Linked DNA regions of Homo sapiens: region 1 is linked to region 2. Evidence: chromatin loops called from intact Hi-C (ENCODE). Cell type or tissue: Calu3. All regions are shown on one strand. Each heading gives the region's core, and the rest is flanking DNA. Links, peaks and the distances in the headings are about the cores only. Region 1 overlaps ATXN10 (ataxin 10). Region 2 overlaps ATXN10 (ataxin 10).

Evidence for each region. Hi-C counts contacts between places; a loop is a spot of excess contacts. Peaks named below come from ENCODE experiments on the same cell type or tissue, not always from the same donor. Only the 100,000 strongest peaks of a DNase experiment are listed, where the experiment ranks them.
Region 1: a loop joins it to region 2, with 2.7 times the contacts of the local background. A loop is called at or near these places in 2 of 110 quality-filtered maps.

The regions. Positions count from the first base shown.
Region 1 is chr22:45,793,522-45,797,920 of GRCh38, reverse strand. All of the region lies in intron 9 of ATXN10 (ataxin 10), which reads right to left. It also overlaps the pseudogene TRNT1P2. Among named protein-coding and RNA genes, the nearest start is that of MIR4762, 35 kb to the right of the region's middle. In Calu3, for the core only: no CTCF peak of the experiment used is centred there; a DNase peak (open chromatin) is centred at 1,660.
Region 2 is chr22:45,686,337-45,690,735 of GRCh38, reverse strand. It overlaps ATXN10 (ataxin 10), which reads right to left. Exons shown (of 12, transcript NM_013236.4): 2 at 833-1,024. Among named protein-coding and RNA genes, the nearest start is that of ATXN10, 17 kb to the right of the region's middle. In Calu3, for the core only: no CTCF peak of the experiment used is centred there; DNase peaks (open chromatin) are centred at 1,745 and 2,025.

The DNA of each region.
Region 1 (4,399 bases), core at 91-4,090, 110 kb before region 2:
GTTTATGCTATTCTCTTATTATCTTTTTAATGTCTGTAATATCTATAATGATGTCTCCTCTTTCACTGCTGATAGAGGTCATTTATATTTTGTGTCATTTTCTTGACAGGTAGACAGATTTATCTGGAAAGATTGATCAATCTTTTTAAATATGCATCCAGCTTCTGATTACATGGACTTTCTCCACTCTATGTCTATTTTATTTTCTACTTCAAAGATTTCCATTCTTATCTTTGTTAATTCTTTTCTTCTACTTACATTGGTTTAATCTACTCTTGGTTTTATTACCTTCTTAAGTTGGAAACTAAGATGACTGATCTTAAATCTGTCTTGTTTTCTCATGTATTTTAAATTTCCTAAACACTACTTTATCCCCATCTTACAATTTAGGTATGCCATTTTTCATTTTTATTCAGTTCAAAATATTTTCTAATTTCGATATGGTTGTGTCTATGACATGTGGGTTATTTAGAAGTGTACTGTTTAATTTTCAAATATCTTGGGATATTAGAGATATTTTATAGTTTTAACTTATAATTCTGCTGTAGAGACAGAATATAGTCTATGTTTTCAGTTCTTCTACATTTATTGAGCACTGTTATGGCCCCAGCATATGGTCTGTCTTGGTGAATGTTCTATGTGTACTGGAAAGAACATACATGCTGTTATTGGTGCAGTGTTCACTAAATTTCACCTGATCAAGGTGGCTGATGGTATTCCAGTTTTCCATATTCCTCCTGCTTTTCTTTCAGCTTGTTCTGTAATTTATAAAGATAAGAACGCTGATATCTCCGATTATGACTGCAGATCGATTTTTTCTTTCAGGTGTCAGTTTTGGTTTCAGTTATTTGAAATTCTGCTATTAGCAATGTATGTTTAGGCTATTATGTCTTCTTGATGAACTGACCCTTTAATCATTATGAAATATCACTCTTTTACATCTAGGGAAATTCTTTGTCCTTAGGTCTATTTTGTCTAATATTAATATAGCCACTCCAGCTTTCTTATAAGTGTTTACATGGTATATCATTCTTTCACTCTTAAGGTATCTTCACCTTTATATTCAAAGTATATTTCTTATCATAGCATATAATTGAGTCTTGCCTTTCAAAATCCAGTATAGGCCAGGCACAGTGGCTCACGCCTGTAATCTCAATGCTTTGGGAGGCGGAAGGTGGGAGGATAATTTGAGGTCAGGAGTTCGAGACCAGTCTGACCAACACGGTGAAACCCCATCTATCGGGGGAACCAGCCCCCAATATTTCAACGTAGGTTCTTTTCTATTTTCCTTAAGTGTCGGCCGGTCTGAGAAATAAAGAGAAAGAGTACAAAGGAGAGAAATTTTACAGCTGGGTCTCTGGGAGCGATATCACATGTTGGCAGGTTCCGTGATGCCCCTTGAGCCACAAAAGCAGTAACTTTTTATTAGGGGTTTCAAAAGGGGAGGGGTGTACAAACAGGGTGTGGGTCACAGAGATCACATGCTTCAAAGGCAATGAAATATCACAAGGGCAGAGAGGCAGAGTGAGATCACAAGGCCAGGGCGAAACTAGAATTACTGATGAAGGTCCATGTCCTGCTGGGCACACACTGTCATTGATAAACATCTTAACAGGAAATAGGGTTCGAGAGCAGTCAACCGGTCTGACTAGAATTCGCCAGGCTGGAATTTCCTAATCCTAGCAAGCCTGAGGGCGCTGCAGGAGACCAGGGAGTATTTCATCCCTTATCTACAACTGCATAAGACAGACACTCCCTGAGCGGCCATTTTAGAGACCTCCCCCTGGGAATGCATTCGTTTCCCAGGGTTATTCCTTGCTGAGAAAAGAATTCAGCGATATTTCTCCTAGTCACTTTCTGAAAGAAGAGAAATATGACTCTGTTCTGCCCGGCCCTGCAGGCAGTCAGGCCTTATGGTTATCTCCCTTGTTCCTTGAAAATCGCTGTTACCCAGTTCTTTTTCAAGGTGCCCAAATTTCATATTGTTCAAACACACATGCTTTACAAACAATTTGTGCAGATAACGTGATCATCACGGGATCCTGAGGTGACATACATCCTCAGCTTATGAAGATGACGAGATTAAGATATTAAAGACAAGACAGGCATAGGAAATTATAAGAGTGTTGATTAGGGAAGTGATAAATGTCCATGAAATCTTCACAATTTATGTTCAGAGACTGCAGTAAAGACAGGTGTAAGACATTATAAAAGTATTAATTTGGGGAACTAATAAATGTCCATGAAATCTTAACAATTTATGTTCTTCTGCCATGGCTTCAGCCAGTCCCTCCGTTCAGGGTCCCTGACTTCCCGAAACACCGTCTCTACTAAAAATACAAAAATTAGCTGGGTGTGGTGGTGAACCTGTAATCTCAGCTACTTGGGAGGCTGAGGCAGGAGAATTGCTTGAACCTGGTAGGCAGAGGTTGCAGTGAGCTGAGATCGCGCCACTGCACTCCAGCCTGGGCAACATAGAGAGACTTCATCTCAAAAAGAATAGAATAGAATAGAATAGAATAGAATAGAATAGAATAGAATAGAATAGAATAGAATAGAATAGAATCCATTCTAGTAGTCTTTTAGTTGGATATTTAAGCCATTTACATTTAATATATTTATCAACATGATTGAGTTTATCATTCTGCCATCTGTTTTCTATTTGTCTTCACTATTCTTTGTTCTTATTTTCCAGACTCTTTTGAGACTGAGCATTTTTAAATATTCCACTTATTTCTCCAATACTGGCTTGTTAACTGTCTCTCTCTTTTTCTAAAAGTGGTTGCACTGGAGTTTAGAGTATACATCTTTACCTTGTTGCAGTCTATCTACAAATAATACCATACTACCCCACATACAATATAAGAATGTTGTAACTGTATACTCTGTTTAATCTTTGGGCAATTACTCTCATATATTTTTCTTCTATATACACATTAAAAATCCCCTAATATACTGCCATTATGATTACTTTAAAGAGCCAATTACATTTCAAAGAAAATTAAAAGTGAGAATAGAAATCTTTTCTTTTTACCCATATATTTAACTTTTCCAGGGATTCTGATCCTTTGTATATATTTGTATAGGTCAGGTTTCCATGTGCTATCATTTACTTTCACCTTGTTGAACTTCATTTAACATTTCTTACAGGACATTTTACCTTCTTTTTTTTGACCTTCATTTTTGAAGGATATTTTGGCTGGATACATAATTCTAGATTAACAGTTTTCCTTTAGTATTTTTAAGATGTCATTCCATTGATTCCTGTCTTGCATCATTTCTGAAGGAAAGCCTGTTATCATTTTTATCTTTGTTCTTATAAACTGACAGGCAAGAAAGTCAGTGAATTAGAACAACAACACTACAGAGAAGATTAGCCAAAACCAAAAGCTGGTTATTTGTAAACATTAATAGAATGGAAAATTCCAGAAAGACTGAGGAAGGAAAAAAGAGACATCCTTTTTTTTTTTTTAAGAAAGAATAGAATTAAAAGGGAGAAACAGGTTTTAGACAACCTAGATAAAATATTAAAATATGAACAATTTTATGAAAAAAATGTGAAAATCTAGATGAAATAGATATTTCTGAGACAGAAAATGTTAAAATTGACAGAAAAAAATCAAAGGCTTGGATACAACTGTCCTTTTTAAAGTGCCCAGCCAGGCTACTGCCCATGTCCTGGAGAGGTAGGAGGCAGGGCTCAGACACCTGACCAAATTGAGGACTAACTAAAACAGGTAGGTCAGGGGTGGAAGCCATTTTCTATAAGACATACCCACCAATATGTCATGTCAGTTTACCATTGCCATGGCAACACCCAGAAGTTACCGCCCCTTTCCACAGCAACAACCTGATGACTTAAGAGTTGCCACCCTTTTCCTAGAAATTTCTGCATAAACTGCCCCTTAATTCGCATATAGTTAAAAGTGGGTATAAATATGAGTGCAGACCTGTCTCTGAGCTGCTATTCTGGGCACACTGCCTATAGGGCAGCCCTGCTCTGCAAGGAGCAGCACCTCTGCTGCTGCTATACACTGCTGCTTCAATCAAAGTTGCTGTTTACCACCACCAGCTCACCCTTGAATTATTTCCCGGGCAAAGCCAAGAACCTTCCCAGGCTAAGTCCCAATTTGGGGGCTTACCTGTCCTGCATCACTGGGGAAAGGCAGGAATCGGGGGTGGCAAGAGCTCCTCAGTAGCAGGCAAGAGGGCCTCAGCATGGAGCTGTGTGATTGGTGACTTCTCTTGAGATGCTGTGGCACCTGCATCCTTGGCAAAGGCTGGTGGAACAGACTGTGACTTCTGAAGCAATAGCTGCCTAAAATGAAGGTGCAGGCTCCAGAATTCTAGTCATTTGTCACAGAAAGATTGAAGAGCTTGACAGAATTATTTGTTAAAG
Region 2 (4,399 bases), core at 333-4,332:
TTTTAACTACTTTTAAAAATGTGCGCATCATAAAATAGGTGGAAGCAGAGCTTGGAACTTTACATGATCTTTAGGAAAGACAGGTCATCTTGTAAATTTACAAAATATGCTTCTTGTCCAAACACAAGAGTAACAAATTAAAACATTAAAAGTAATTAAAACATTTACAACCTGAGGTCAAGAACTGCATATAAACTTAGGCAGGTAAAATCTAGGAACAAAGACTCAAAATCAGCTTCAAAACACTATGAAGAACCAAATACCTCAAAACATGTGATAAAAACAAACAAGAAATCTAACCCCTAATGTTAAACACACTCCATTATTTTATACACTAGTCAGAGAGACTCCAATGGCAAGGCCTGTAGAGGGCCTCTCCCAGCAGATGTAAAGGGCAATCCTGCAATAACAGTGGGTGATACTATCATGCCAGAACAACTTTTTTTTTTTTTTTTTCCCTGAGACAGGGTCTCACAATGTGGCCCAGCCTGCAGCAATGGCATCATCTCAGATTACTGCAACCTCTGCCTCTCCCTGGCCCAAGCAATCCTCCCACCTCAGTCTCCTGAGCAGTTGGGACTACAGGTGTGCGCCACCATGTCCAGCTAATTTTTTGTATTTTTTTTGTAGAGACAGGGTCTCACCATGTTGCCCAGGCCGGTCTTGAACTCCTGGACTCAAGCAATCCTCCTGCCTCAGCCTCCCAAAATGCTGGGATTACAGGCATGAGCCACCTTACCCAGCCCAAAACAACTTCTAACAGATAAACCAAATGACAGAACCAGCATGCACATATACAAAGAAACAGAATCCAAGGTACGTGTGTAACTACCTGATTGAATTCTGGTTCACAGAACACTCTATGCAAGCATTGCGAAGACACCTGAAGCATTCTGTTATTAACTGCAGACTGGAAGCCAGGTTTTCCACTTGGGATGGATCTCTGCAGGCAAGCTCAACAGCATGAGAAGATTTCTTTAGGATATCCAGAACTCTTTGGAAGATAGTCCTGGGTGCTGTTTCTCTGAAAAAGGATAAAATTATCACGAATCAGAAAAAAAAGATTATGATTTCCAAATGTCCTATTCAGAAAACTGCTTTTATCTACTATTGTGGGGAGGTACGCTACGTTTATCTGCTTTAGCTCCTTAATTTACAACACCAAATAAAAGATCTACACATATTGAGCACTTACTATGCACCAGACACTGTTCTTGTCACTTCTCATGTATTATCTCAGTCTCTGCAACAGCCTTATGAGGCCAACACTGTCCTCTCCATTTACAGATAAGGTAAGTGAAGTAGAGATGGTAAGTAACTTGCACAAATCACTCAGCCAGTAACTGGCAGAGACACAAGGCCAAGTGAAGCACTCTGGCCTGAGCACTTCCACTACCCATGACAACCCAAATCCCAGTTCCAGTGACTGCTCATGCTTATGGATCTACCCTGAATCAGAACAGAGTATCTTTATTTAATGTTCTAGACAGAGAATATATTCTGGTCCTCTGTCACCCAATATGTAGCTAAGTTCAGTTATAAGAAACAATATTCCTGTAGGACAAGGATACTATCTACTCTGTAGACACAGTGAGGCTGACAACACACACACCAAACTTCTACAGTCAACTACATAGATGGGAGAGAAAGGAGAGGGGGAGAATGTAAAGTGTGCCTGTTCTTCCACCAAGAATGTATGCCCAGGGAGAAAGATGAACCTGTGGTTGTACCCTCTGGGCATCTCAGTCTCTGCGTGCCTCTCATGCCAGGAGTACTGCCTGCACTGGCTATCATTCCAGAGCTCTAAAGATAAGAATTTTTTGTGCAACATTGCACCTAAATGCAAGCCAACTTCCTCATTCCATAAATCCCCTAAAGAAACAGCAAATCTCTTTTAACGTTAGAAGGAAAGTTGCCACATTGGACAATTTAAGAGATTCTATAAATGCCAAATGATTCAGACCATATGAATTTTCTCCTTCTGCTCTCGCTGTAGATTCACAGTGCCCTACCTTTCACCCTTGGATTGAGCCAGACCAGCAGGGAGCCACATGTTCATTCAGAACTCTGGACACTGAGCTGCCCAGGTTACAGAGCTGCTCAGTTGCCGCAGAAGACACCTATGGAAGCCCCTTTTCCGGGGGCAGAGGAAACACGTCTTTCCTTGAACTTCAGTACCATGGCTTCTTATACACCAAGTGATGTGTGTTTTTATCTTACGAACAGACAATAGAACTCACATTATTTATTATGTTTTCTCTCTGTCGGGGCCTTTCTTAAGTCTGGAGTCAAATTTATGACCCAAACAACATGAATCCTTACTTTTTCTATCTGGCTTTTCCACTACCCCTAATTTCCCCCCTTATCTTTTTCTCGTATTTATTTTTTAAGGTATCTCAAACTTGGTTTTGAAAGAGGCAGAGTATAAATTAATTAAAAACTGGGAAACTGCACATAAAATAATTTGTCTATGTCTCCCCCAGTCAGCCCTGAGTGTAAATAATGAAACTTTGACTCAGTGTCTCGGCAACTGAGTGACCAAATTAAGAAATGAAAATTCAAGGGTACAGCACTAATCTTGCCTCAATAAACTGTATGAAACAAGTACATAAGCCATTTTTTAGTGACAGCATTGCCGTAAGAAGAATGGAAGAATACTCACTAACACTCTTTTTTTTGAGACGGAGTTTTGCTCTGTCGCCCAGGCTGGAGTTGCAGTGGTGCAATCTTGGCTCACTGCAACCTCTGCCTCCTGGGTTCAAGCAATTCTTCTGCCTCAGCCTCCCGAGTAGCTGGGACTACAGGCACACGCCACCACGCCCGGCTAATTTTTGTATTTTTAGTAGAGACAGGGTTTCACCATTAGCCAGGCTGGTCTCGAACTCCCGATCTCGTGATCTGCCTACCTCGGCCTCCCAAAGTGCTGGGATTACAGGTGTGAGCCACTGCACCTGGCCGATTCACTAACATTCTTAAGGTAGCTTTAAGGAGTACCAAATATATTGTAGACACTCATCAGCTAAGAAAATAACCAGGAGTTTAAAACACTATGAAGAATGCTAAGGCTGATCACAATTTCTAGGACAAAGAACAAAACTAATCACCTCTATTTGCCCCATCTGCATGAAGTTTTGAAGCCATTTATTATTTAATGCTATAGTCAAGTAAAAGTAGAGCTCTGCAACTTGAATAAGCTTCAATAACGCCTCTCTTTTCCTACTGAGATGACTAAGAATGTGTATTTACAGCTGTAAGAAAGCAGCGAGAATTATTTCTTTCACCTGATCCTTTGCCGTCTGCCTCTTATATGGGAACCACCTTTCCCCCGTGAATGGTCTTCCCTGAAGTCATTCCTTGCAATCGTAACATCTGTTTTACTCAAAATTGGTATCTAGCACAGCAAAAGCTTTGGAATCAAACTATGGTACAGACTAAACAAGACAGAAGAAAAGCAATATTCTTAAAGAAAATGGGAAAAATGATTTCCCGACCATAGAATAAATACTAAGTTCATGAACTATGTTGTGAATAATTCCCAATGCTACATGGTAATTTGTTATATATGCACCATGCCCTTATAATAATTTTAACCAAATGAAAAGCATTTAACTGAGCTAAGGCCAACCAAAACATTCCTGAAATCCAAATAACTATTAATAGCGACTAAAGAGTAATCATGACAGCATCTATTTGGCACACAATAATTCGCGTTTGCAGTATAAAGAAAAAATAATGTGGAGCTGTGATCACTGTCATATGCTCTCCCCAGGTTGTAAACCATGGATTCCTGAAAACCCCCGATTTCGCCAATCTTCTGTCTTTGCTCAAACATATCTCACCACCAGAAGAAAGTCCTCTCCAAATCTCCCAATCCTCTGCCTGGGAGAAACTTACATCTCCTTTTTTTTTTTTTTTTTGAGATGGAGTCTTGCTCTGTTGCCCAGGCTGGAGTGCAGTAGCGTGATCTCAGCTCACTGCAACCTCCACCTCCTGGGTTCAAGTGATTCTTCTGCCTCAGCCTCCTGAGTAGCTGGGACTACAGGTGCATGCCACCACGCCCGGCTAATTTTTTTGTATTTTAGTAGAGACAGGGTTTCACCATTTTGGTCAGGCTGGTCTCGGTCTCCTGACCTCGTGATCTGCCCGCCTCGGCCTCCCAGAGTGTTGGGATTACATGCGTGAGCCACTGCGCCTGGCCTGCATCTCCTTTCAAACCTTTGGGAAACTCAGACCTGGAGAAACTCCTCCACTTTTCCAGACAAACAGACTCCCTCTATGAAGCCCTGGAGATCTGTTCATAAGACTGGAATAACTTGTCCACATCAGATAAGATTTATATAACCTATCTCCCCGGCTAGACTGTTAAGTCCTTGAAAAATGGAGACTATCTTATTCTTTT